Linked DNA regions of Homo sapiens: all the other regions are linked to region 5. The links are chromatin loops, found by intact Hi-C in ENCODE. Cell type or tissue: PC-9. All regions are shown on one strand. Region 1 has its middle 53 kb from the start of ZBTB18. Region 2 overlaps SDCCAG8 (SHH signaling and ciliogenesis regulator SDCCAG8). Region 3 overlaps AKT3 (AKT serine/threonine kinase 3). Region 4 overlaps LINC02774 (long intergenic non-protein coding RNA 2774). Region 5 overlaps LOC105373262 (a long non-coding RNA gene). Region 6 overlaps LINC02774 (long intergenic non-protein coding RNA 2774). Region 7 overlaps LOC105373262 (a long non-coding RNA gene).

Region 1 (4,000 bases), 170 kb before region 5:
GGTGTTGGTTTTTAAAGGAGAGCTTTTTTTTTTTTTTTTGCCTTGTGCTGAAAATAAATGTCGACTGGTATCTATTTTATGACTTGAGCTTTTTAAAGGTAGTGTGTGTGGTGAGGTCGGGGTTGGGGAGGAGGAAGCTTCAAGTCCTCAGAAAAGCCGGCTGGGTCCTGGGGACTGACCACGAGGGTGAGTGATGGCAGGCACGCGATGGCAGCGTGAGGCAGCTGGCCTGCAGCGGGGAGGCCGAAACAACCCGCAGCAGCTGCACAAACGCAAGAGGTCAGGCCGTGTTTGTGGACGCTGACTTCTCCCTAGGCACCCCTGGACGGTGGGATACATCAAAGCCCCACACCCAGGAATAACACCCAGGGGATGGATGGTCTGTGTATAAACCCCATCCCAAGATGCTGACCCAGGAGTTAGCTGCCAGCCCTCCGAGGGTGGAGTTACCTTCCTCCTGCACGTGCTATTTCTGGAAGTAGGTTGTGTGATGGAGGAGGAAATAACCCATATTCCAATAGTATTGAGAAGGTAAAATTCAAGTTAGTTTTCCTATGCTACGTGGCCACTTTCTTTTTCTGATGGAAGTGCCTTTTAACAGTCAACAGATTTTGGTGAAGCCCCTGCAATACACCAGCCACTGAGGCTAAGGGGTGACGACACAGATCCTCAGGTTGAGGTGAGTCAGGAAGGGTTTCCCTATGGGTTCCATATTATACCTCTTTTCTTATAACTATCATACTTGAGGTTGTGGAATATCTTTTTAGCCAAAGGCCTATTACGAGAAAAACTAATTTAAAAAAAAAAGATAGGAAAATATAGTCTCTAAGATCTAGGAGCTAAGATGACGATTATTTTTAATTGTTGCTTGTTGAAATGGTTGGAAATGTCTAAGAAAGACAGTTTTATATGGCAAGAGGAGGAGACCATGATACACTGAGGAAAACCAGGACAAAAGTTATAAGGGCCATTTTGAACAAGAGAATGTTCCAATTGTGTTTGTAAAGTGCTTGACAGTGCTTGACCCCCAAGATGGGACAGTGAGATTTCTGGACTGTTTTATATTGAAAGGAAGGCTCCAGTTTTTAAATGAGTTGGGCTCCAAAAGCTGACCCGGAAGTCTGTGTCGTGGAATGTAGACTGCTCTGCTGCATAAGAACATAAGGCATATTTAGGGCCGGGCGCGGTGGCTCATGCCTGTCATCCCAGCACTTTCGGAGGCTGAGGTGGGCGGATCATTTGAAGTCAGGAGTTCGAGACCAGCCTGGCCAACATAGCGAAACCCTGTCTCTACTAAAAATACAAAAGTTAGCTGGGTGTGGTGGTGCACGCCTGTAATTCCAGCTACGTGGGAGACTGAGGGAGGAGAATCGCTTGAACCAGGCAGGCGGAGATTGCAGTGAGCCGAGATCGCACCACTGCACTCCAGCCTGGGCAACAGAGTGAGACTCCACCTCAAAAAAAAGGATAAAGAATATAAGACATTTAGGGACCCCCACCTGTAGTCCCAGCTACTCAGGAAGGCTGAGGCAGAAGCATCACCTGAGGCCAGGAGCTCTGGGCTGTAAGTGCGGTTGGCCCATGGGGAGTCTGCCCTAAGTTCAGCATCATTATGGTGACCTCACTGGAGCAGGGACCACAGGCTGCCTAAGGAGGGGTGAACCAGCCCAGATGGGAAATGCAGCAGGTCAAAACTCTTGTGCTGATCTCCAGTGGGGCTGCAACTGTGAATAGGCACTGTGCTCCAGCCTGGGCAACATAGTGAGACCCTGTCTTTTAAAAACCAAATACATATATTAAAAACCAAATATATATATATATATAGTATTTTTACACTAACAAGAGCCCCTTGATGACCTTTGGAAATGCTTTCTGTCTCTACAATGGCCTCAAGGCCCCACACCCCACTCGTCACCTTGCACAGGCTGCCTTGTGACTGCTGCCCGGCGACTGTCCCCCAGCTTCAGCTGTCCCAGTCACACTGACTCACTGTGCCTTGATCTTGCAAAGCTGCTCCTGCCTCAGGACTTTGCACTGGTTCCCTCTGGCTGGAATGCCAGTCCCTGATCAATCTCCAAGTGGCTCACTGCTTCTCTCCCTCCAGGGAGGTCTTCTCTGACCACAGTCATCCCAACCCTCCACGCTCTGAGTCACCCACGGCTGCTTCATTTTTCTCCCTAACCCTTTCACTTTCTTAACTATTATGCCAAAGGCACTCATTTTATTTATTGTTGATCTCTCCCACCAGCAGGCAGAACCCCCATGGGCAGGAATTTTGTCCATGTTATTCCCTGCTCATTCTTGGTACCTAGAACAGTGCCCAACACAAAGTCAATGCCCAGGACATCTTTGTCAGATGAATGTGATGATTAAAAAGATACTTTAGTGACCACTTTGCAGCAGTGGCCTCAGACTTCAGAAGCCCAGCTGTGTGACTGTGAGCAAACGGCTCACCCCAAGTCTATTTACTCACCTGGGAAGCATGCTTTCTCCGTTCACCTCACAGCACTGCTGCCATGAGCAAACGCAGCCCTGCTTGTAAAGTGATTTGACACGTTCCCTCTCTAAGCCGTGGTTTTCATCTGTAAATTCAGAGTGCTGTATTAGCTATACTTTAAGATCATTTCGCCCTCTTACAGTCCACGGTAATGATGGAGACAAAAATCTGAGCCTCTTTCGTGTTGCCTGGTACTGGCTGTGATGACTCCTTACACCTGACGGCAGATGCGCTGCCCGCCACTTCCATCCGGAAGCCCCCAGCTCTTGTGCCTGATGGCAACATAATTCCGACCCATGTTGCCTGTCTTCCTTTGGGGGATCCCTGCTGCCCACCCAGAGCTTCCTGGGTATGCAGGACACTCCCTGCTACCCATCCAGAGCTTCCTGGGTATGCGGTGGGGTTAACTTTGGTGTCTCCTATCCTCATGTCTTCCTTCTGACCCGTTACGATGTGATCGAGGGACTTCTCAGATCCTCCCAAAGAAGGACCGAGGCATCCTCCCATCTACAGCTACTGTAAGGCTCTGCCACAGGTAGAGGCTGGGATGGATTTTGTGATGATGGATTCCCCAAGGGCTGGGGAACAGAACGCCTTGGAGTATCGTGGAGCCATCCAAATCTTCTTCCATAGACTCAAAGCAGAATAGTCCCTGTAAGCCTAAGCATGAATATACCCCTTTGAATCCCTCCTGCTTCATGGCTGAGCCATCCTCAGAAAGAAAGAAAGGCCTTCTTCCCCTGAGTTACCTGGAATGACCTTTACATGCCAGCCAGTTCGCTCTCTAACTTCTGGGTGTCTCTCAGTTTTCACGTCTGCAGTGCAGCTTTGGCATATATCGAAATTTAAATTTCTAAGATCTATTTTAAATTTCCTTTTTGTATGTTAGGCAGACTTTCCTTTATCCATCCTGAAATCACCTTTGAAATTTTAGACTAGGGCAGATGTCACTTAACGTGACCGGCAAGTATTCCACTCGCCATTTGTTGTGAGTGGTGGTTGTTTTTCCTTTTTGCTTTTTTTCTCTTTCTGTCTTTTTTTTTTAATCACCATCATACTATAAAACCAATTAAAATAAACTCTCCAAAGACTCTTATTTTCTGGCTGAGCTATTCCAACCTCTGACTTTTTCTGAAGCACAAGATAAGACTTTCTGATTAACTGGGAGTGGGATGTTTATTCAATCTGTTCATTTGATACATTGCGGAGACTGCTTTTTCATTTTTATGCCATGTCAGTGGCATATACTTTCTGAAATTAATAAATACAATACATACCATCAATGTGTGAAATTTTTAAAACCCCGTATTTCCATAGTTTGACATACAAAAATGTACTCATACACTTTTGAAATCTACTGTCAAATCATTTCACATCTGTACCTAAAGCAAACAGACATAATGCTAACAGCTTGTTAGAATTCAGAAATGCCACCCGCTAATCAGCCCACCTGTGGCATTCTCAGTCCATCTTGCAAGCTGCATAGCCTGCTGCCAAGAAGCT
Region 2 (4,000 bases), 950 kb before region 5:
TCCCTTGATTTAGCTGATATGTTACTCTCATGGGTCCACATTGTACCATTCTTGTCTACTCTTAAGTCTCTTTTAACTTGTTTCTTGGTTTCCACAAGTCTTAAGTGTGGACGTTCCTCAGAGTTAGTTCCCAGCCCTCCTCCCATGTTGCCTTGACTTCCTGGGATTCATTTCTCCTCACGTGGCCAAATATTACCAGTGAATACACCCACATTATGCCTTTAGCTTTAACTGCTCTCCTGAGCCCCAGCCCTACGTGTTTTGCTGCTACTAGATCTTTTTTTATGGATGATACACTGCTGGCGTCTGAAACTCTACACAACCAAACCGTTCATTGGCTCCGCCTTCCCATCTACCACTCCTTTTCTTTCTACCATTTTCTCTATGATCGTCTTCAAACAAAGGCATCACCATCTTCACCGCAGTCCTGGCTTGCATTCTTTAAAACATCTCGGTTCTTCCCTATGCTTGCTCTTGACATTCCATCAGTTCCCAAGGTCTTTCTCTCTCTCTTCAGAGTCAAATTTCTATTTAACTATGCCTACCTTTTCATTCTTATACCACTGCCCTGGTTCAAGGCTTCACATCTTCACATGCTTTTTTTTTTTTTTTTTTTTTCAGAGACAGGGCCTCACTCTGTCACCCAGGCTCAGTGGTGCGGTCATATCTCACTACAGCCTTGCACTCCTGAGCTCAGCTGATTCTCCCTCCTTAGCCCCGCAAAGTGCTGGGATTACAGGTGTGAGCCACCGTGTCCAGTGGTATACTTCACGTATTCTTATACCAAGTATGCAGACAATTACAATAGCTTTCTAATTGGTTTCCCTCAAATTTCATCTAATTCCAGCATACTTTTCACAGTGCTCTCATAACATTTATAGTTCCTGAGTTATAAATCTCCCTGTTTAGGTAGCTCCCCTCTTGCAGTAGAATAAAAGACAAATCTGGCCCCATTCTAACTTTGCTAGTCTTCTCTTTCACTCTACTCTTTCATGTCACCTTCACTGTTTCCAGAACATGACCTGCAGTTGGCCATTTTCATTGATTTGCACATGCTGTATTTTTCTGCCTTGTAATAATCTATGAAGTATCTGTTCAATCTATGAGGCTCAACTCAAGTGGCAGTCTTCCTGAAGTTTTCCCCAGCCCCTTCTTGTTTGAATTAACTTCTTTTTCCTCTGTATTCCTGTTGATGTGGTGTATAATTTTGGTAGTTGTTTACACAGTTTTCTCCACCAGAAGACCTTGAAATCAGGTCTGTGACATCTATCATTGTATTTCACACATGACCATTTACGTCTTAATTAACAATAAATGTTTGTTCAGTGGAAGTCAATTATTATTAATGTGAAATTTGTAATTAATTTTTTAAAAAATTTAATAACTGAGAGCAAGCAACACTATTGTTCATTAGGAATCTATAGCATTTTCAGTAAATTAGTAATAATGAATGCAAGGACAAAATGTATTGCAAGTCTAGTACTTTTTATCTAGAAGGTATGTTGAAACACACTAGAATTTTTGCTTTCTAAGTGCATTAAAAAGCCAGGTGGTATACATATTTTAATTTAAAACCCAACTACTTATATTACTGAGTGATGAAATGGTTACTTGGTTTAGTTCCTTGACGTTTGTTGCCATCTAGTGTGGCATTTGGGTATCACATGCTAAATAGAAGGAATTATATATTTACATTCTTTGTGGCAGTGAAAATGCCTGAGGATTTTATAAGAAAATAAATATATAACTTGAGAAGTATATAATGCCATGCAAACATTCTTGTGTGGAACTACCTTGGATAAACTCCCTACTCTCACCACTTTCTAGGTCTCTGATTTGGGCAAGTTACTGAATGTCTCAAAGTACCAGTTTCTTCAATTGAGTGATAAGAACCAATTAAAATGTATTGAGAGGGTTAAATAATCCATGTATACCACTTAGCAAAGTATCTGGCACCTAGTAGGTGCTCAATAAATATTTTTGTTTGAAAATGGAAGTTATTTCAATTGGTGATAATTTTAAAAGAGGAAAAGAATTCACCTGGGACTAAATGGAGAGAAAAAGTAGAGGCTTGTGCAGTCACACCTTGATAAAAAGCTACACGAAGCAGATGAAAAGGTTAACCAGGCCTTAGGCCTGCCTGCTTGTGTTGGAAGGGAAATTGTTGAGAGGTATGTGTAAAGGCCTGAAGGCACAGGCTGTGGCATGAAGTTACCATAAGCATATCTGTAATGATATAACCCTCTAAGGAAAAAAAAAATTTTCTTTTTTACTCATAACAACTTGAACAAAGTATGTATTTCCAATTTGCTAAGACCTATCCTGCCATATATCTTTGTGGGTAAGTGGTGTGAACTTTTTAAAAAAGTTAATTATTATGTATACATAATAATTGTACATATTTATGGGTTACATGTGATATTCTGAAGATTAGTTTTTAAAACAGCAGCCTGGTAGGTTGAACAAATATTTACAAAGACTTTTTCTCCCTTTTCAAATATCCAAATTATTCTGTTTCTTGGATTACAGGGAGTCAGAAAGGCAGGAATTAGAAACCTGGATTAAAAATAAAATCAGAAAAGCATTGACTATTTGGTTATAGTCACAAGGATAGAAAATAACGCTTCTTGATTTGCACATTATCTGTCCCAAAAGAAGTGTAAATATCTTGAAAAATGGTACATAGGGATAGACTGATAAATTTCTGGTTAGCAAGGGTTTATAAATTAAAATCAATAGTTTGCATTATTCATAAGTTAGATGTTTGAAATGTGTTAATCTTTTTAATTTTGTGGGCTTTATTCATAAAAATAAAAATGTTTGTAAGCTTTAAAGTTTATGTTCAAAGGTGTGAGCTGTATATTTTTCATAAGATCTTAATTCCTTAGTTATGAATTATTCTGTCACAAAGATTTCTTGAAAACTAACCCTAGCAGTTGGGAAGGACTTTTATATGATCTACAATAGGTTTCCTGTTTTAAAATTTTAGTTGACTAGATATAAATTTTGTTTTCGAAAATATTTTGACTGCCTAAGATAGTAGTGCCTACCCTTTGGCTTAATAAAACCAGGACTGGGAATATCAAGTCCAATAAACTGTGTTTGAAAAAAAGTGTTAATATGTCAACACAGAATGACCACAGCTAAAGAAATTTCCCAGAAAAGAAAAGGTACCTTCAGGAATGAGTCTGCTGGGTGGGGGGAATGTATAATTCCCCAACTTCTCAAGACCTACAGCCATTTCCACCAAGGAAAGGGCCGTGTTCAGGGAAAGGGAGAGAAGCCAGGACTTGGGAACTACTGAGAGAAATAACAGCCGCAGGCCCCAAATTAACTTTGTCACCTATAAAGATCTATCATTTAATGGTAATTGCCTGTTTATAGCATTCAGTTACTATAAAATTATAATTTATAATTTTATAGAAATTAAAATTATAATTTATAATTTTATAGAAATTAAAATTATAATTATAATTTTATAGAAATTAAAATTATAATTATAATTTTATAGAAATTAAAATTATAATTTATAATTTTATAGAAATTTATAATTTTATAGAAGTTAAAATTATAATTTATAATTTTGTAGAAATTAAAATTATAATTATAATTTTGTAGAAATTAAAATTATAATTTATAATTTTGTAGAAATTAAAATTATAATTTATAATTTTGTAGAAATTAAAATTATAATCATTTGATGATAGTTGATTGTTTACTGACCTAGCCTTTGAGAAGTCAGTTATTATGTCTTTACTGAATGGTTATAGGGGTACTCAATCGACAGGGATTCTGAAACTAGGAGAAGAAACTCTAGAATTAAGAGAGAGCTTTAATGGAGATAGTGTATAAATAATTGTTTACTAGACCCAAATCTTTTAGTATGTGCGGTCCAGTGTGAGAGAGTTATCTTTAGAAAGAATAAATCATTTTTCTGATTCCAAGTGTTACTACGCTTTTCTGTTTTCTTCACTGTGACCGGACATATACGTTAAAATCA
Region 3 (4,000 bases), 560 kb before region 5:
AGGTAAGAGCAAGGAAGAAAAGGAAACATGAATGTCCTCAGCCAGGCACTGTGCTCAGGCTTCACTTACAGAGCCCTCTTCACAGCAACACTGAGACTGGTGCTGCAGTATTCTCACTTTTCACAGAGAGCCATGCTGAGGCTCTGAGACACTGGGACAAGCTAGTAAAGGACAGAGTTAAGATTCAAAGAGTGGTTGGGAGCGCACACTCTCAAGCTGGACTGCCTGGGTTCAAATGCCAGTTCTGTCACTCACTAGCTGTGTGAGAGACAGTGAATGCTGTTTAATCTCTCTGGGTCTCAGCTTCCTCTTCTGGAAAATGGGGACAATAATAATGGAGAAATAAATTAAAGTTTGTAAAGCATGTAGAACAACATCTAGCTCACTGCAAGCATTATGTAAGCATTTGTTAACTGAATAAAACATCTCAGAGTAAGGCTAAGGAAACCAATCAAAGGAGATTTAGTGAGTACCTAATATGTACAATATGTTAGACTACACAAAAGTAACTAGAGTGTTTAAAATAAAATGGAATTTCTTTAATTTGTCTAGACTATCACTATTGCACATTAGCTGAGCAAAGGAGGTATTGATTTTTTGTGGATAAAATTTCTATTTTTGTTATTCACTTTGCTTATGTCCTGTCTTCATCCCTCATTACTAAGAATAATGAACTGAGTGTCGCTTATGTTTAACTCATTGAAATCTCTAGTGAAAGACTGACAATACCAACTGTCACAGAAATCATCTTTCTTAATTCAATAACAACTAACTATAGGGCAAAAAAATCAAAAGCCTTCCACTGAATTTACTACTAAACATTGCAATGTTTCTTTCAAATTATAAGAAAGTTACTCCATACAAAAAGAAAAAAGGACACAACTCATTATTCTGGGTTTTTTTAATTTTAGATTCAGAAGGTACATGTGCAGGTTTGTTACATGGATATACAGCATGATGCTGAACACCTCATTATTTTGACATCAGGCCTTCCCCACTCTTCCTTTCTTATTACAAAAATTAATCATCATCTAATCCCCAATATTCTGAATTCAAAGAAGTGTTAAGTCACACATCAATATCAGGTCTTTACCTCTACTTTAAAAACGTATGCTTTTATAAGTGCACAGGAATAAGTGTATTTCAACTTCTAGTATATTTATACATAGCCACTGCATATACAGCAAAGTAAATTACTCTTGATTCATATTATATTTGAAAGATGTGATTATGCTTAAGTTTTTAAAACTGAAGGGAATCTATGCTTCCATTTTAATGAATACTGCTCTATATTAAAAAGTGTGGCTTCAAATAATTTTGAATACTAGAATATCTGCTATCAAAGACACAAAAACTAAAACGCACCCGCCAAGTAAAATCATCTTAACTTTTCCAGGTAATTTTCTTATACTCTCTATGAACCCATCTAATTTGACAATTTATGGCCAGTCATGTTAACATTTTCTTAGACTAGAACTGAACATGTTTAAATGATATCGTCGAATTGAAGGGCACAAACATTTTAAAAGAACACAACAAATCAAAGAAATGCAACCACAAATCAAACACTATTCAATTACTCAAATAAATAATTTTGAGTACTCCCCAAAGAAAGCTTATAGATAATATAAATAGAAAAGCTGCTTCTCAATGTTAAAAATGAATTTACTTACCTTGGCCCTCTGAGGGCAGTATTACCTAACACATAGAAATTTCAGAAAACAATCTTTACCTATCATACTAATAAAAACAAATTTCTTAAAATGAAATGGGCATATTTGCTCATTATACGTACATATTTCTTTCCTCATCATTATCTGTACCTCAGTAAGCATAATAATGCTGTTTTCAAATGTTTCCAGTGACTTTGAAAGGAAAGATTTTCTTAAAACCAAGGCATCAGGAAGGAAAATGCATGGAATCATCAGTATCACTGAAGTCATCCAAAATACAATAAAATAAAAAAGTATATAAGAATTTTACATTGCATAAATAATCTAAGTTCCTGTTTTGCTCTCTGTAGAATAATTTGTTTTTAAAAACTGCAGGACATCTAAATATACAATCTTTCAGTAAAGACAAAGTAATTTGAGGAGGATAACAATTCAGTTCCAAAGTGTCTTCTTAAAAGCAGCCAATACCAATACACTCGTTTGTTACAAATCACTCATTTATTAATGAAATATAATGCAAATGACAAATTGGCAATGTGGAGTTGAAGCACTCACTGAGTTTTCATAACTGATTCTTACACTAAGAATCTTTACATAGCATAAGGATTATCCATTCTAGAATCTAAGTCAATCAATGTACACTGGGTGTTTTATTCCTTTTGCTATTTCACAGAAAGGAAAAGTTTTCTAGCATTCACTTATCAAAGTTTTTTTTTTATATACAAAACACTGAGTAACTTACCCTATATAATCCAGTGGTATGATAGACCTTTACTTTAAGAATATAAAAAGTGCTAATCTTTATGTCAGAGTTTTACATACAAGTTAATTAGTAACTATCCAACTTTCCAGGTCCCACCACTTCTCCCATATAGAAAAAAAAAAACAAAACCTAGCATTAAAAGAAAAAAAAAAAGAGCTTCTATTGAAGGAAGATAAAAATTATTACAAGCAGGTAAACAGCAAATTTACTTTGACACAGCAAGATCTCACGTGGATGACACTGATTGCCATTTAGTAAAAATGTGTTTTATTTAGGTTTTGTATTTACTTTTTCAAAAAAGTCCTTGCTTCTATAATTCAAAGTATAGTAGTTCTCCACTCAGGAACTATGCCATTATTTAGCATAACTTTGAATAAATTAGATTTTTAAAATTTGAACTACTAAACAGTCTTATTCTTTTTAAAGTATATAATATCATGGATATTTTAAGATCATAAAAATTTAAATTCTATTTAAAATCCTTCTTTACTAAATCAAAAGGTAAAAGGAACTAGCTTAACAGTTGAACATACTACAAATTCAGGGAAGGGAATGAAGGTCATTTTATAAAATTCTTTTCTATAATAAATATATATACTTACGTTTAAATATCTCTTCAAAAAGATGCCAGGAAACAACAACTGCTGTTCTATGCGTTCTTCCTTAGAAGTATAAAATTATGAACTTTGATGCTGTGTTCCAGTCTCAAGCAAATAAGTGACTTGCTTGGCCAAAAAAATAGACAAACTTCACGATTTATGCTTTTCCTGCCTTTGTATCTTAATCATCTTCTGTTCTAAAAAGTGCTACCACGTTTACCCACATCTTTAATCAGATTTTTTTGAACTAAAACACATTAAAAAATTTAAGCCAAAACATTTAGCAAGATGCCTTAAACAATATGTCAGACAGTGAAATACTCTGTTTTCAACATACTGGCCAATATTTTTAAAAATTGCTATTCATGCAGTATTTTGATGAGGCACAATTCAAATATACATTAAAGCTAGAAGTTTCTGAAGTTTTCTGAATTATCCTGAAAATATACCAAGTACGGTTTCATTTATTTGTGAAAATGTCCTTACAGTTTCATCCTCATTTGTGATATATTTCATAGGCTATGGATATTTCCACTTCTTTGGTACTGTAAGTTGTTTTTTATAAAAAACAACAAAAATTATTTGTTTATAAATTTAGACTGTAACACTTAACTATCTGTCTAGAAATACTGGCATCCATCACCATGTGCCATTAAACATTAAAATATCCTTATATGAAGCTACTAGCACTCCATTCAAAAGTGAGCGTTATTTTTCTAGTGTAACCAATTTATTCTTTTAAACCAAAATAGAAGTTCTTAGTCACTATACCCCGTCCTATGAAAGACTCTTAAATACTAAATTAGGTGGCTCTCCCAGGTACAACAACCCTTGACTCATCATCCAAAATTATTCAGTAATATTTACTAGCGTGGAATGCCGGATGAAAACAATTTGAAAAGAAAAATGTAAAGAACCACCACCTACATCTGTATGGGAATTAATCATACTTTTAGGTTTACTGA
Region 4 (4,000 bases), 350 kb before region 5:
CTAAGTGTATCGGTTGCTCATGGGCAATAAATGAGTAAGGGACCCTCTTGGGCTTCCCAGCCTAGTCGCAAGCCCCCATAGTGAGTGCTCAGCTCTGGCCTCTGGCCCCAGTCTCTGTTGCCCTCGAGAGCGCTTGGCCAGGGAACTTGTCTTGCTCTTGGCAGCTCTGATCCCAGAGGCCAAAGTCACAGCTTTAACAATATAATCCTGAATATAGGAGCCATAAGCAGACTTACCTACATTTCTGTACTTTTAGTGAAATAGAAGTATAGGATGAGTAGATGTACAAGTAAAAGATTATCAAACATGAGAGGTGATAGGAGAGAAGGCTCAGAAACAAACAAAAGAGTAAGAGACAGATGCTGCCAGAAGCAAAATTACATACATAGACCAACAGAAGAATGAAAAATAATAGGAAAATATATGGAAACATAAAGGAAACAGATTTGAAATATAATATCCCACCTGGTGTGCAGCTACTTTACATGAGCCATTCTTGAGAAGTTTCAAGGAAGCGCCATGGGATGGAAGCGTTTTGGAGAATGAGGAGGAGGTGACCTGGCCTACTGAGATAGACGTCGGGATAGGGTTCTGTGCCTATGCAATAGCCATTTGCCCATAATTTCCCCCGCCACCCCCCACCTCCAGCAGGTATTGGGCAAAGATTTTATTCCAGGAGTGAATCATGATGGGCCTGAACTTATTTTCGTTGTGTTAAGTGATTGATCTGGGTATGGCCATGAGACCCAGTGCAGCCAATAAGATGCAAAGAGAAGTCTACAGAGGGCTTCCCTTCCTGAATCCAAAGGGAGCCCAGCAAGGGCAAAATGTTTTTGCCTCTGCCCAGTTCTCGCTTGCTGGGGATGCCCGTGAGAGAATACGATACCGGAAGCTTTGTTAGCTAACTTTGGACTCTGAGCTGACAAATATTAGAATGAAAAACCAATCCACAGAGCATGGTGGAACAGAGGCACAGGAACAGTCTGGCCGGTGAGGGGACCCTTGAGCTGCTGAACTACCCTGCACCCACCCACCCCTCCAGACTCTCGTGAGGGCAACAGTGAATAATCCTTACCGTTAAGCCATGGCTAATTGTTTTTTTCTCCTGATCTAACACATGCTAAGCGGATGCACCAAGCAACCCCTATATTATATGTTTCCTATTTCTTTAAATGGTCTATTAAGCCAAGTTCTTAGGAAATGACTTACATTTTTCTTTAAAAAAAAAAAAAAACTTAAAAAAATCCTGAGAGCTAAGTAAAAGGTTATGGAAAAATAGAATTCTTTACAAAAATAACACACTGCATACATATTTGCTTGATATTGTGAGAACCGCTCAGGCTTAGAGAAACATTTTTTAATGTCTGGTGTTGTTGATCTTGGACATGGTTATCTTGCTCTCTGTCAAATGCTGGATTCCCACCGAGAAGCAGCCACTTACTTTTCCCTCGCTTTTTGTTCTGATGATGCTAGCGATCCCTTGTATGACAGACACAGAAAAGAATGCAGGACACAAATGGGGGAATGCATTCAACTCACATAAGAATTTAATGAGTCAATCCAGATTACAAACCCCTCACTGGCAAGGTTATATCTTTGTAGTGATTTGTTCTCACCTCCTTCTATTGTTGTTTACTTTCTCTATGCCAACAACAGTAGTCAGAGATTAGAGTGACTCTCGCCATTCATCAATAGAGGTTCAGTGGCCTGAGGTTTCGAGCTGTGGCTTTTGTTCCAGCTAGATATTTTCATGTAGTTTAAATTAATAAAACATGAAGGAATTTCCAGTATAATGCATGTGCACTGCTTTGCTCTTTGACTGCATATTAAGTGTATGCATATGTCGTCCTTCTAAGGAAATAGAATCACACAGCTCTAAGCTTTAACTTGCTGTCCAGGTTCCCATTTGATTCTCCCTCTATTTCTTTTTTTAGGAGAAAATATGTAATAAAAACAGGGACAAGAACTTTGGTTTTTCTTGTTGCTAATAACAGAGAATTACCAGAGCAGCTCTTTCTCTCGTCCTTCATCATGGGAAAGAATGATGCTAGCAATGCCTGGGACTGAAGGTCACGCTGCCTGGCTTTGTGGGGACAGATGGCCATTGCTCATCATGTTAGCAAGGAGCTTGATGCTCACTTCTGGACATCAGCTGCTCACTATGTATATTAAGTGATAATTTAGCTTCAGGTGGCACTGACCCTGGTGCTGTCTCATCTCCTGCCACCTTAATGGGAAATATTCAGACAGCAGTACCTTACTTGCCAGTCTTCCATTATGAAACACAAGCAGACTCTTTCATATACCAAATAATGATAATAATACGTACTATTGCGTCTTATCATTTGGATTTTGCTTCGCCACCTAGACATTCTTAATTCAGAAGTCCAAGGGACAATTTTGTAAGTTATATGAAAAACAAACCACCTTGTGAAAACAAAGCAACAGGAGCCACGGGGCTGAGGTGGGTGGGAAGGAGCAGAGCATGGCAGGGGTTGAGGCAAGGCCGCTTTCATCAAGAGCTGGACCATCACTAGGATTCAGAAGAATATGAACTTCTTTGGTTTTGGGGCTTTACTGAGAAGTTCTCTGCTTCTAAAGTAGCTTACAGTTCTCTGAAGCAGCTGCATCATTAATTCTCATTGAATTCCTATAAAGTCAATGCCTTCATGGGTAAGTGGAAGAGCCAGGCTCCCAGCGCCAGCCAGCTCTTCTTAGATGTTTGTTAACCCCAGGGTCCCACTTAGATGGTCCTAGAAACATTTATTTTATTTTATATATATATATATTTTTACCACATTCCGTGATGGTCTGGGTACAGTATCTACTATATATATTATATAGTACCGGACAAAATATTGAATCAGGCTATGGAAAATATGGATAGGATTGGAGGACCACAATCCAAAAATCATAAAATCTTACACTTCTGCTAAAATGGACTGACAAATTTGGATCTCAGTTTCTTGGTTACCAGAGGAAAATGGGAAATATGGTAAATTGTAAAATTAAGGAACATATTCTCAACTTCAGAATTCAAATTTTCATACAGAAAAAAGCATGCCGCTTTTTAAAAAGATGCAAATTTTTCCTGACTCTCAGGTCTTCATAAGAGTTCTGGCTTGTGACCAGGTGCGGTGGCTCACACTTGTAATCCCAGCACTTTGGGAGGCCAAGGTGGGCGGATCACCTGAGGTCAGGAGTTTGAGACCAGCCTGACCAACATGGTGAAACCCTGTCTCTACTAAAAATACAAAATTAGCCAGGCATGGTGGCACACACCTGTAATCCCAGCTACTCGGGAGGTTGAGGCAGGAGAATCACTTAAACCTGGTAGGCAGAGGTTGCAGTGAGACGAGATCGTGCCATTGCACTCTAGCCTGGGCAACAAGAGCAAAACTCTGCCTCAAAAAAAAAAAAAAAAAAAAAAGAGTTCTGGCTTGCATCTTTTCTTTTTTGTGATGAATTCTTGCTCTGTCACCCAGGTTGGAGTGCAGTGGCATGATCTTGGCTCACTGCAACTTCCATCTCCTGAGTTCCAGTGATTCTCCTGCCTCAGCCGCCCGAATAGCTGGGATTACAGGGGTGCACCACCATGGCTGGCTAAGTTTTGTACTTTTAGTAGAGACGGGGTTTCACCATGTTGGCCAGGCTCGTCTCAAACTCCTGACCTCAGGTGATCTGCCCGCCTCCCAAAGTGCTGGGATTATAGGCATGAGCTACCACACCCAGCCTGGCTTGCCCTTCATAGGCCACAGATACTCATGTAATAGGCAACAGGCAATAACTTTACCAATAAATCCATTAAAAGGTTTCCTGCTGTGTGCATACAGCTATATCCACAAGTCTGAAGTACTCTTGAGCCCATGCCATGGTGTGCCTTGCGGAAGCCATTTCTTCCACTCTGTTGTATGGGCTTAGATCTTCGTATGCCAGTTCTAGAGTTCTAGGGAAGCATTTGCCTTCAACTATGTTGCAGAAGACTCACTCCCTTTCCAGG
Region 5 (4,000 bases):
GCAACAAAATAAAAATGAGTTTTTTAAATGCTAGGCAGCAAAATGGAATTGAAACAGGACTAACCTGAGAGTTAGCCAGCTGTGCCGTAGTGCCTGGTCTGCCACCAATGAGGTGTGCGATGGGGGCAATTGCTTCACTTCCCAGGGGCTGTTACATGATTTGTAAAATGAAAGGCTCACTCATTCACCAAACATTTCTTGAACTCCTCCTAGGGGGAGCTTGCTGTCTTAGACACGAACGTCTGGACCCGCTAATCTCTAAGATGCCTTTCCAGCTTTAGAGCTCAATTTAAAGTGTTGGGTGATACCGGAGCTTTGTGGAGTGGCTATGCGAGGTGCCTGGAGTTAACATTCACACAGTGCTTTTGGTTCTGCGGCATTTTAATGATATTCACCATGGTAGTAATTTATCGCCATCTCTTCTTTCCAAATAGATAGCGTATTAGTGTAAGTCCAGTCCATCAAGCAAGCTTCTTCCATCTGCGAGGGAGGAGGCAGCCCCCGGACAGCTGTGGTTGGGACCTTCACCTTGAATTATGTAACAGTAGCAGGGGATGGGCAGATTGGCCTTCTGAATTATGCTTCCTTAGACTGGCATTTACATGAGTTCGCGGACCCTAAACACTCACCAGCAGACACAGCGAGGATGGCTTTATCCCTGGAGTAATTAATCCATGTAGCAAAGGGATCTCCAAGGTGCTGCCAACAGTCTTGGGATAATTGAGACCTTACAGCAAATAAATCCCCCAGAATCACGACCGCTTTCACCATCCCAAAGCCCCAAAGTGAGAACCACCTTCCAAAAACTCAGAATCCAAAGCCTGTTAATCCCCTTTTGTGGCAAGCCCATCCTCCTGGCCTGCCTGCCCTGCTCTCCTCCCCCATAATACCCATTCAGGGCAGTGACCCCAGTTGGCAACCCGGAGCCGCGTGGGCTGTGGTCAAACGACACCCAGATGAAAACTGCAGCTGATGGCCTGGCCTTTCGGGTCAGTAGCTGCTGTGCACAGCTCTCTCCCTGCCTCCTGAAGTTCAAATGCCAGCCTGATTTCTATCTGGAAGCATCCCAGCCCAAACATGGAACAAAAGTTCCCTCTGACAAGCCCATTTGGGTTCCAAAGTATGTTTTTATGTTTGTTGGCAAATAGAACTGTCACCAGCAACAATAACAACACTGTTTTCCCTCCACTGAAGCTACTTCATTTCTTCACATTTGTTCCAGGGCTGGAACTGGACAGATGAATAATGTAGGCTAGGCGGCTGGCCCAAGTCCTGACCTCGTGCCTCCAAAAGCAAACACAGAGGTGAAAATGGAGACTTGTTTGTTTGAACTCTCACTGCCTAATTTAAAAAAGAAAAGGCAAAAAGAAAAACAAACCTCCCACCATCCTATTTCATCAATGTAGACACTGATGGGTTTTGTTTTGTTTTGTTTTGTTTTTCTTTTCTTTTCTTTTCTTTTTTTTTTTTTTTTTTTTCCATGTCTTACTTTTTGAAACATGGAACTACAGCCCTCTACTGGTGCAAGGAATGAAGCCAATTTCTCAATCATCGAGGCTACCCTGCCATCTTGTGGCCATGTGAGGGATGCACACGTGTAGATCAATTTCTCAGCATCACAAAACAGTCTAGGTAAGACGTTGGAAGGGTTCTTCAAAATATTCACATGGACTTTCATTTAAGACATTTCTTGTATCGTTTGGGGAAAACATCAATGGGATTTGGAGTCAGAATGTTGGTTCCTGCGTTTAAGCTCTGTCAGTGATTTGTGACATCATCCCTGAGCAAATAATTTCATTTTTAGGAACCTGTTTTCTCATCTGTAAAATGGAGGTCATAATAAATGTTTGATTCTTGGAGTTTTGTAGTGTTTACATAAGATCATGCATATGAAGAGTGCCTTGTCCACTTTAAAATCATATGCACATGAATATATTAAAAATCCCTAGAGAAGTAGTTTCTATCATCATACTTGGTAAAACTTTAGAAACTTGAAATCGGTTTCAATGACTAACCTTACTATAGTCTAAAGCCCTGGCCTCAGAATAAAGAGAAGGACTTTACACTGTCTCATGCTTTCCTAAAGATACATACTGCCAAGTCCTCTCCGTTTTCATTTTTCTGATTTAAGTCAAGTCAGTTTCTTCGGCCTTGCTTCACGGGGCCAGCCAATGAATAATGAGGAGTGTAGATGCGTCTTGGGAGGTGAAATAACTTTGCTTACATGGAATCGCAAAGTGCTCATTAGTGTGGGGGCTTAGGTATTTGGCTCCCTCGTCTTTTGGAAAAAGCCCAAACCAGACACAGCAGCTAAAGGAGCCCTCATAGGATGTCTGTGCTGCACGATGCTGACGCAAGATGACTCATCACACACTAGCTGGGTTTGGCCACTGCTTCTGTGCAGCTGTTTGCAGAAAGCCAAAAATTTCTGGTGCCAAGCTGGGGGCTTGGTGAACAAACCCAAATGTTACTGTCCTCATCTCCTGCTAAATTTCAGTCCTGCTCGGGCCGTGGCCCAACCAGTGTTAAGTCTACTGATGAAAGTCCAAGTCACTGTCCTCTGTGCCCTCTCGTTACTGTGTCCTCAGGTTACTGAATTTATCATTCATCTCACTGATGCATAAGGTAGGCTTAGGGTACATTTGGCAGCAGGATCAATAGTTTTGCAAAGAGAAAATAGATGCCAGCCAAAGGAACATCGAATCCTTGGGCGAATGATGAGGACGGATGACTCATGTCCAGGCCATCTTCCCTCCGGGCTGGGCTCCGCTGTCTCCATACTCACCTTCTGTCTCCAAGTTTGGTTCACTAGGCCCATCCTCAGGAAGCCTCCCTTAGGATCCAGGATGAGTCACCAGCACCCCAAGTGTGCTCGCTGGTGAGGATTATAGGAGGGGGAGGTAGGCTGTGTCTACAGGAGATCCTGGGGCACATCTGGGGGATGGAGGTGAAAGGTTATCCCTCTGTCCTACAGAATGAGGGTCCCCCTTCAATCCCCTAGAGGTGACATGCCAGAACGCCTGAATCAGAGAAGGCACTCATTCCTCCCACCTAACTCTTTTTATTTTTTTTAATACTGAGTCTTGCTCTGTCACTCAGGCTGGAGGGCAGTGGTGGGCTCCCAGATCACTGCAACCTCCGCCTCTCAGGTTCAAGTGATTCTCCTGCCTCAGCCTCCCGAGTAGCTGGGATTATAAGTGCACACCACCATGCCCAGCTAACTTTTGTATTTTTGGTAGAGATGGGGTTTCATCATGTTGGCCAGGCTGGTCTCGAACTCCTGACCTCAAGCAATCCACCTGTCTTGGCCTCCCAAAGTGCTGGGATTACAGGCGTGAGCCATTGCACCCGGCCTCTTCCACCAAACTCTTACAGGGTTATCCCAGAATCTTCCAGAGACACCACCCTGTGGATGCAACCTGGGGCTTTCTTCTCCACAGGCCATGTCTGAAAATAGGAGGTTCTTCCTCTCTTCCACACTGGGAGAGAGATAGCAGTCAGGGAGAGAGAGCAGACGGGGAGAGAGATAGCAGTCAGGGAGAGATAGCAGTCAGGGAGAGATAGCAGTCAGGGAGAGAGATAGCAGTCAGGGAGAGAGAGCAGACAGGGAGAGAGATAGCAGTCAGGGAGAGAGATAGCAGTCAGAGAGAGAGAGAGCAGACAGAGAGAGATAGCAGACAGGGAGAGATAGCAGACAGGGAGAGATAGTCAGAGATAGATAGCAGATGGGGAGAGATAGCAGTCGGGGAGACATAGCAGTCAGGGAGAGAGATAGCAGTCCGACAGAGATAACAGACAGGGAGAGATAGCAGTCGGGGAGAGATAGCAGTCAGGGAGAGATAGCAGTGAGGGAGAGATAGCAGTGAGGGAGAGATAGCAGTCAGAGAGAGAGATAGCAGTGAGGGAGAGAGATAGCAGTGAGGGAGAGATAGCAGACAGAGAGAGAGATAGCAGTGAGGGAGAGAGATAGCAGTGAGGGAGAGAGATAGCAGTCAGGGAG
Region 6 (4,000 bases), 330 kb before region 5:
AGTGACGTTTATTTATTTATTTATTTATTTTTAGACAGAGTTTCACTCTGTCGCCCAGGCTGGAGTGCAGCAGTGCGATCTCGGCTCACTGCAACCTCCGCCTCCTGGGTTCAAGCGATTCTCCTGCCTCAGCCTCCAGAGTAACTGGGATTACAGGTGTGCACCACCACGCCCTGCTAATTTTTGTATTTTTAGTAGAGATGGGGTTTCACCATGTTGGCCAGGCTGGTCTCGAACTCCTGACCTCGTGATCTGCCTGCCTCGGCCTCCCAAAATGCTGACATTACAGAGGTAAGCCACCGCACCCAGCCAGAGTGATGTTTAATAGTGTGTTGTGATGGATGAGAAGGAACCAGCCCACTCATGAGTGTGGAATAAGAGTACTTTGGGCTGAGGGAAAAGTGAGTTCAAATGCCTTGGGGTAGGAAAGAGCTTGCTCCTTTGATGAACTTAGAGAAGCCTTCTCTGAGATGATGTCATAAGAGCTGCTTCCCTAATACCACCCAGTGGAAGGAGAGATGCCCAGATGAAGATGGACTCATCGAGTAACTGACGGTAACTAGTAATCTGAAGTTTAATCCAAATTATCATTTCAAAGGGAGGTACAAATGCTCAGGAATCTGTCTCAACCAGGCTGACCTTGAATCCTGCTGCCTAGTTTTACATTAAGACTTTCAGGTCTGGCCCCCTGGCTGGCGCCTGTAATCCCAGCACTTTGGGAGGCCAAGGTGGGAGGATTGCTTGAGGCCAGGAGCTCGAGACCAACCTGGGCAACATAGTGAGATCCTACCTCTACAAAAAAATACACACACGCACAAATCTAGCCAGGCATGGTGGTGTGCCTCTGTAGTCCTAGCTACTCAGGAGGCTGAGGCAGGAGGATTGCTTGAGTCCAAAAGGTCAAGGCTGCAGTGAGCTAGGGTTGCACCACTGCACTCCAGCCTGGGTGACAGAATGAAACCTTGCTTCAAACAAAACAAAACAAAACAAAACAAACCTTTCAGTAGTTCTGTGATTTTTACTACCAAATGGAATTGTATTTTGTATCATGACATGTGCCTTTAAAAACAGGAGAGAAATGCAGATTCTCCATGGCAAAAAAACAAAAAACTAGACAAAGGAAGTCTTAGAAAAAACGAAGAGGCAAGCCAAGGCAGACACGAAGCTCTTATCGGCACAACCCCAGATTCCGGTCAAGAAAAGCTCAGCAAGATCAGAGAGGAGTTGTAATCTCTGATAAACAGATGGGGAGACACGGAGGGCTGTTGATGGTGGGGCCTGGGAAGAGCCTAAGGGATTGGATTTGGAGAATGGAATTTTCTAGGCCAGGTCAGGCTGCCTCACAGTGTGTTAGTCCAAGAAGAGCTTTTATGCGAGACCAGGGATGGATCCTGGCCTGGGGGCCAAAGTTTATAGAACGTGTGTCTATGTATGTCTGTCTACACATGTATGAAGAACTTTACACGATAAGAAATGCAACATTGCTGAGCACCCTCCCAGAGCCTCAGAAGAATCCTCAAGTGAGGGTCCCTGAATCTTAAACCTCATTTGCTCCATGCTACCTCTAGCTGTGTACCAGACACCTCATCCAAGGCCAAATGACTTCACTTTGCTTGGCATGGAAAAAAGGCACTAAACTTGGATCACACGTTGAGTCTCTGCTATGATGGTGGAGAGTGTGGGGAGAAAAAAGAACCAGATAGGTTGGAGTTAAGTATCTCAGAGGCCATGAGGGCAAAACTGGAACACAGCTGCTGCCTGCTGCAGGGACAGGATGACGAGAGGGAAGCAAGCCAGACAGGTGACGAGTCTGCCTTCCGCGCCTCCGCTGCATGGTAGCAGGAATGCTTTCTCCACTTAGGAACTTCTACTAGCTTCACCTCTAAAAAGAGATTGCCATTGTTGTTGGTAATTAGCACATGAGAGGTATACCTTAGGCTACCCTTAAACGGGCCCGACCTGCTGAGAAGAGCAACAGTAGAGACAGCCTAAGTCATTTATGAAAGTGGAGAAATGCTTGCTTCCAGGGCCCCAGTGCCCCCTAGTGCTCATGCACCCCAACTCCAACCCCTCGTCCTATTCTGCTGGCAATTAAGAGTTTGCCATCAAACCTGTAATTTTCCAAAATAGATCCCTAAACTTTAACTCCACCCCTCCTGCTGTCCCTATGAAAACATAAGCACACAAATCACATCTCACTGTCTTAGTAATCTGTGAACTAACTACTTTGATTAAACTCTAATACAATGAATTTATACTCAAATTGGAAAGGCAGGCCTCATATACTGTCTTTTCTGGAAATAGTGTTTTTCTTTTTTCATTGAGCAAAAATTTACTGAGCATTTAGTATGCATCAGATACTGAATTAAGGGGTTACTATGAGAAGGTCCCTGCCTGGAGGAATCTGTCACCCAGAGGAAAAAGCAGACTCAGTGATCTGTGCAGAGCACAGTCAGGGCATTTGGAAAGAGCGTCCTGGAAAGAAAGCAAGGGTGACTGTTAATTGCTGAGAAACTTAAATGCTAGTTCCAGCTGGCAGGGGTCTACTCTAGGATAGAGAACCTTAGCATGTGCTCTACATGCTCTCCTGTGGAGAGTCTCCTAGTGCAGCTTGGCCAATCAATGTGATGGGCACTGACTTGGGAGGCTTAGTTCACAAGTCTTAAGTATTTTCTGCCCCTGTCCAGATAATGTCTTTTCTGTTTCTTTTGTTTTGTTTTGTTTTGTTTTTGTTCTTGTTTTTGTTTTTGAGACGGAGTCTCGCTCTGTCGCCCAGGCTGGCGTGCAATGGCTGGATCTCAGATCACTGCAAGCTCCACCTCCCGGGTTCGAACAATTCTCCCACCTCAGCCTCCCCAGGAGCCAGGATTGCAGGCACCTGCCGTCATGCCCAGCTAATTTTTATATTTTTGTAGAGACAGGGTTTCACTATGTTGGCCAGGCTGGTCTCGAACTCCTGACCTCAGGTGATCCTCCCACCTCGGCCTTCCAAAGTGCTGGGATTACCGGTGTCAACCACCACACCTGGCCTGTCCAGACAACCTCTGAGGTCTCTTCCTCCTCTTAACTGGGCAGAATCTTGCTTGGAACTATTTCACAGGAGCTCAGATGAATGGCAGAAAAAAATGGCTGCTCACTTACTCTTTTTAAATTGTTAATTCATTAATTTATTTTTAAAAACTCATTCACTAAAATCATTTATTCTTGAGTCTTACTCTGGTAGAGAGCAGTGCACAGTGAGACTGACTTTAGAAAGCCAAAGATAGATTTGGCCAGTCCTGCTGTCCTTTCCATTTGCAATGACTTGTAGATATTAGTGGGAGTGACAGAGCCTACCTGCAATTTTAGAGTGGCTATAAATCCATTTGTTCCAGATTCTAGTATCCTGGGGCTGATCCTCACCTGTTTAGCTCCATGAGAAAGTCATGATTATAAAAGGGACTGTCCAGGCAGGGTTTGGCCCACAGAAAGTGAAATGCTGCAAATTGCTTTAAAAACTTGTTACTGTGGAGATCTGAATTGAAGGGTGATAGAGCAATTTGGTGTTGCTGAAAGAGATGATCAAGAAAAAGCATAACATCTATGGTGATTATTTTCAAAGCAGCATGGAGTGTGTCTTTGCTAATTTAGATCACATATCTGGTCTTAGTATCAATGATCAGTGCTTAGTTATGTGAGGCACCTACTGAATTTCTTGTGATCGATCCTAGGACAGTTACAGGTTGCAAATATCTATATAACCTTTGTTTCCTGACTCTATGTGCCATGTTTCTGCAATGGGAATCTTAGATGTTTAAAATGACTGATAGGATATGGAGGTGCTAAAAGCATTACTGCCAATTCCTAATCTTTGGGGGCTCAAAGAATTCTTTTTACTTCCGCTTGCATGTCTGCACAGTGATCCCCACAACTGCCACCCTATCGGGGTTCTGTCTCTGTACGTCTTCATCAGTCCTATTAGCATGTTTTACTCACATGTTAAAAGTTCAAAATAAAATTT
Region 7 (4,000 bases), 50 kb after region 5:
ACTCTGTCTCAAAAAAATTTAAAAAATTAGAAAAAAATTTGTGTCTAACATGCTCTTCTATGACTCCATGATTATGGAAAGTGTATTTTCTGATGGCCCAGTCTACATTTAGGAGAGGATATTCAACCTTTTTATTTATTATTTATTTATTTATTTTAATTTTTTTGAGATGGAGTCTCGCTCTGTTTCTCAGGCTGGAGTGCAGCAGCGCCATCTCAGCTCACTGCAACCTCCGCCTTCTGGGTTCAAGTGACACTCCTGCCTCAGCCTCCTGAGTAGCTGGGATTACAGGTATCCACCACCACATCTGGCTAGTATTTTTAGTAGAGATGGGGTTTTGCCATGTTGGCCAGGCTGGTCTTGAACTCCTGACATCAAGTGATCTGCCCGCTTAGGCCTCCCAAAGTGCTGGGATTACAGGCATTAGCCACCGTGCCCGGCCTCAATCTTTCTATTTAAAAGCGTCATTATTCCTTATTCAGAAAATAGGGTGATAACTGTAGCACCTTCCAAGTACAACCATAAATAGGATATTACCAGAAAGTGATTACGGCATGAAGAATTCTAAAATGGTCCCCATGATCTCTGTCCCCTAGTATTATCCTCAGGTTATATAGCAAGGATGAAGGACTTTTGCAGATGTTCCATCAGAATCACTGATGAATGCAATTCTGCCCTTTGCATTTCATCCCTTTGGCATAAGGCCCAGATGCAAATAAAGCTAGTGAAGAAAGTAATAGGTAAACCTTGCAAGTCATTCATTCTTCACTGTGGATAAGGTTCCAGGTGACTTTAAATTAACCAAAAGAATATCCTGAGCAGGCCTGACTTAATCATTGGAAGTCCTTTGGAAGAGGAGAACTGGGCACGGTGGCTCAAGCCTGTAGTCCCAGCACTTTGGGAGGCTGAGGCAGGGGGATCACCAGAGGTCAGGAGTTCGAGTCCAGCCTGGCCAACATGGTGAAACCCTGTCTCTACTAAAAATACAAAAATTAACCAGGCATGGTGGCACACGCCTGTAATCCCAGCTACTTGGGAGGCTGAGGCAGGAGAATTGCTTGAACCTGGGAGGCAGAGGTTACAGTGAGCCAAGATTGCACTATTGCACTCAAGCCTGGGCAACAAGAGTGAGACTCTGTCTCAAAAAAAAAAAGAAGAGGGCTGAAGATTTCCCTGGGGTCAACCCTCCTGCTGGCCTTGAAGAAGCACAGCACTGTATGTTCTACAGCTGCAAGGAAATGAATTCTATTAACAAGCTGAATGAAGCAGATTCATCCCCAGTTGATCCTCCAGATGAGAACTGCCACCTGGCCAACACATTGACTACAGCTTTGTGACACCCTGAGCAGAGGATCCTGCTAAGATATGCCTGGATTCCTGACCGATTGAAACTGTAAGATAATATATATGTTGTTTTAAGGGAAAAATAACAAATAGAAATAAACGTGTTATTATCATTCACAAATCTGGGTAATGTTCCTTGTGTGGGAAAATAGAAACATAAAGTAAAACACCTTAAAAGAAATGACTTTCAACTCTCTCTCTACCTTCTCTAGATTTTCTCTGTTCCTAGGTTTGGTTGGACTCTGGGGTTTTTAGGAGAGACCCACTAAGACTGGAAGCAGTATTTGTACAAAACCATAGCTCTTAATAATCCACACCAGCATAATTTCTCACTTGAATTCTTTTCCTTTTTCCTCTTGCACTTAGGCCAGTTGAACCGGTTTGCCCAGCTTGGAATTATTCATAAATTTTTGATTAGCTTTTGAGAAGGCATTTAAAAAGCAGTAGCAAGACGGACGGTGGAAAGACTGGACAAGACCACCTTTAAGTGTGGAGAATATCCACTGTCCAAACTCTGCGGCAATCAGAGGAACATTGGTAGTGAACCATTCAAAAAACTCATGAATCAGAGATGATGGCTACAGAAGCACATTTATTTATTCAAACATTTCTTTAGTGGTTTTAAAAACAAAGTTTGTTTTCTAGTTGGAGAACATACCACAACTATGACTCAGTCCTGACTCAGAGCTTCCTGACCAGTCGACTTTTAGGAGAGAAAAAAACAATTCAGGCTGGTGAAGGCGGAGTCACATTGATTTGGCTTCCACAAACCTGATTAAAGCAGCCTTCTTCCAACAGAAAGTGTGACTTTTCTTCATCATTTCCTTGTTTACTTTCTTTCTTTTATTTTTTTAAAAAGTACATCCCTTTTGGAGGAATTTCAAGAAAGTTTCAAAGTTGAGCCAAGTATGCTCCTTGTGCCCCCATTCCCACATCTATAAAATGATGAGGATTAAATAATCAAATCCATGAGGTGCTGAGAACAGTACCTGGGATAAAACAACTGGTCAACCAGTGTTTGCCATTATTAGTATTTTACTAAAAAGCTTGCCACGGTCTCTTTCTGGTCTCACTTTCCCGTACCCTCCAAACTACAGGCCCTACATGTCAGCCACACTATATGCCTTACATACTGGTTGTTGTTGTCGTTGTTGTTGTCGTTTTTTGAGACAGAGTCTTGCTCTGTCGCCCAGGCTGGAGTGCAATAGTGCAATCTTGGCTCACTGCAACCTCCACCTCCTGGGTTCAAGCGATTCTCCTCCCTCAGCCTCCCGAGTAGCTGGGGCTACATACAGGCACACACCACCAAGCCCAGCTAATTTTTATATTTTTAGTAGAGACGGAGTTTCACCATGTTGGCCAGGCTGGTCTCAAACTCCTGACCTCAGGTGATCCACCTGCCTCGGCCTCCCAAAGTGCTGGAATTATAGGCGTGAGCCACAGCACCTGGCCCATACTGGTTGTTAAAGGTTAAATCATGTCCTTCTCACCCTGGCCTTAAAAATAACGTACATGTTAAAGTTCTAACTCCCAGTACTCCAAAATGTGACCTTATTTGAAAGCCAGGTTGTTGCAGACATAATTAGTTGAGATGAGGTCAGTAGGATGGACACCTAACCCAATATGACTTTGGTCCTTATAAATAGGGAAAATTTGGACACAAAGACACACACACACATGGAGAAGACACCGTCAAGAAACACAGGGAGAACATCAGGTGAAGATGAGGGCGGAGATTGGGGTGATGCTCCCACAAGCCCAGGAACGCCAGAGATTGCCACCAAACCGCCAGAGCTGGAGGGTTGATGCTCCCACAAGCCAAGTAACGCCAGAGATTGCCACCAAACCACCAGAGCTGGGAGAGAGGCATGGAACAGATTGTCCCTTGCAGCCCTCAGAAGGGACGAATCCTCCTGCTGACACCTTGATCTTAGATTCCTAGCATCCAAAAATGAAAGAAATACCTGTTGTCTAAGCTTCCCAGTCTCTGGTACTTTGTTACAACAGCCCTAGCCAATGAATACACTTGTACATGGCTTAACTTTTCCCACCTCCATGTCTATAACCGTTCATTGCAAAAACCTCCCTCATTGCTGCCAGTGGAAAATTGATCCATATGTCAAATGCCTTGTTCGCCTGCTTAGATATCTGCAATCAGAATTAACTCATTTCCTATTGGTCTCTATATATGCCACTCATAGCTTACCACAATCCATGTGTATTATTAGCTCATTGGAACTATGGCTCTCTATCTAACTAGATATATTGTATGTCTTGTTATATACATTGTATAGAGTATAAGTCACAACCCAATTATTTCTCTCTCTCTCTCTCTTTTATTTTTAAGAGACCAGGTGTCACTGTGTTGACCAAGCTGGTCTTGAACTTCTGGACTCAAGCGATCCTTCCACCTCAGCCTCCCAAAGTGCTGGGATTACAAGCATGAGCCACTGCACTTCTGCGCCTGGCCAACCCAATTTTTAAGGACAGATTTTTTTTTTTAAAGCTAACCTTAGGTACTTTTTAAAAAATCAGTTCATTAAAGGAAAACTTCAACCGGATTAAATGTAAAAGAATTTAATGAAGCAATGAAGGACTCACAAATCAGGCAGCCTCCCAGGCCAGAGCAGGCTCAGGGATTCCAGCACAGCACGTC

Evidence for each region. Hi-C counts contacts between places; a loop is a spot of excess contacts. Peaks named below come from ENCODE experiments on the same cell type or tissue, not always from the same donor. Only the 100,000 strongest peaks of a DNase experiment are listed, where the experiment ranks them.
Region 1: it touches region 5 in a loop (14-fold over the local background); 2 of 110 quality-filtered maps call a loop at or near these places.
Region 2: it touches region 5 in a loop (4-fold over the local background); 5 of 110 quality-filtered maps call a loop at or near these places.
Region 3: a loop joins it to region 5, with 12 times the contacts of the local background. A loop is called at or near these places in 51 of 110 quality-filtered maps.
Region 4: it touches region 5 in a loop (11-fold over the local background); 12 of 110 quality-filtered maps call a loop at or near these places.
Region 6: it touches region 5 in a loop (6-fold over the local background); 18 of 110 quality-filtered maps call a loop at or near these places.
Region 7: it touches region 5 in a loop (6-fold over the local background); 2 of 110 quality-filtered maps call a loop at or near these places.

What each region holds. Positions count from the first base shown.
Region 1 is chr1:244,102,434-244,106,433 of GRCh38, forward strand. It overlaps the pseudogene RN7SL148P. Among named protein-coding and RNA genes, the nearest start is that of ZBTB18, 53 kb to the left of the region's middle. In PC-9, no CTCF peak of the experiment used is centred here; DNase peaks (open chromatin) are centred at 2,068 and 2,478; H3K4me3 peaks cover 825 bases; H3K27ac peaks cover 1,022 bases.
Region 2 is chr1:243,323,863-243,327,862 of GRCh38, forward strand. All of the region lies in intron 9 of SDCCAG8 (SHH signaling and ciliogenesis regulator SDCCAG8), which reads left to right. Among named protein-coding and RNA genes, the nearest start is that of MIR4677, 20 kb to the right of the region's middle. In PC-9, CTCF peaks have their summits at 1,635 (motif pointing left) and 1,839; a DNase peak (open chromatin) is centred at 1,609.
Region 3 is chr1:243,706,713-243,710,712 of GRCh38, forward strand. The region is part of intron 2 of AKT3 (AKT serine/threonine kinase 3); the gene reads right to left. Among named protein-coding and RNA genes, the nearest start is that of AKT3-IT1, 86 kb to the right of the region's middle. In PC-9, CTCF peaks have their summits at 1,686 and 1,885; no DNase peak of the experiment used is centred here; H3K27ac peaks cover 367 bases.
Region 4 is chr1:243,925,528-243,929,527 of GRCh38, forward strand. The region is part of intron 1 of LINC02774 (long intergenic non-protein coding RNA 2774); the gene reads left to right. Among named protein-coding and RNA genes, the nearest start is that of LINC02774, 10 kb to the left of the region's middle. In PC-9, no CTCF peak of the experiment used is centred here; a DNase peak (open chromatin) is centred at 1,574; H3K4me3 peaks cover 646 bases; H3K27ac peaks cover 3,279 bases.
Region 5 is chr1:244,271,645-244,275,644 of GRCh38, forward strand. The region is part of intron 1 of LOC105373262 (a long non-coding RNA gene); the gene reads right to left. Among named protein-coding and RNA genes, the nearest start is that of SPMIP3, 79 kb to the right of the region's middle. RefSeq lists a silencer at 1,418-1,644. In PC-9, CTCF peaks have their summits at 1,558 (motif pointing left) and 1,757; a DNase peak (open chromatin) is centred at 1,407; H3K27ac peaks cover 1,739 bases.
Region 6 is chr1:243,945,214-243,949,213 of GRCh38, forward strand. The region is part of intron 1 of LINC02774 (long intergenic non-protein coding RNA 2774); the gene reads left to right. Among named protein-coding and RNA genes, the nearest start is that of LINC02774, 30 kb to the left of the region's middle. In PC-9, CTCF peaks have their summits at 2,042 (motif pointing left) and 2,242; no DNase peak of the experiment used is centred here.
Region 7 is chr1:244,321,150-244,325,149 of GRCh38, forward strand. LOC105373262 (a long non-coding RNA gene) reads right to left here. Exons shown (of 3, transcript XR_949343.3): 1 at 3,946-4,000. Among named protein-coding and RNA genes, the nearest start is that of SPMIP3, 29 kb to the right of the region's middle. RefSeq lists an enhancer at 2,226-3,184. In PC-9, no CTCF peak of the experiment used is centred here; DNase peaks (open chromatin) are centred at 1,742 and 2,042; H3K4me3 peaks cover 1,598 bases; H3K27ac peaks cover 2,969 bases.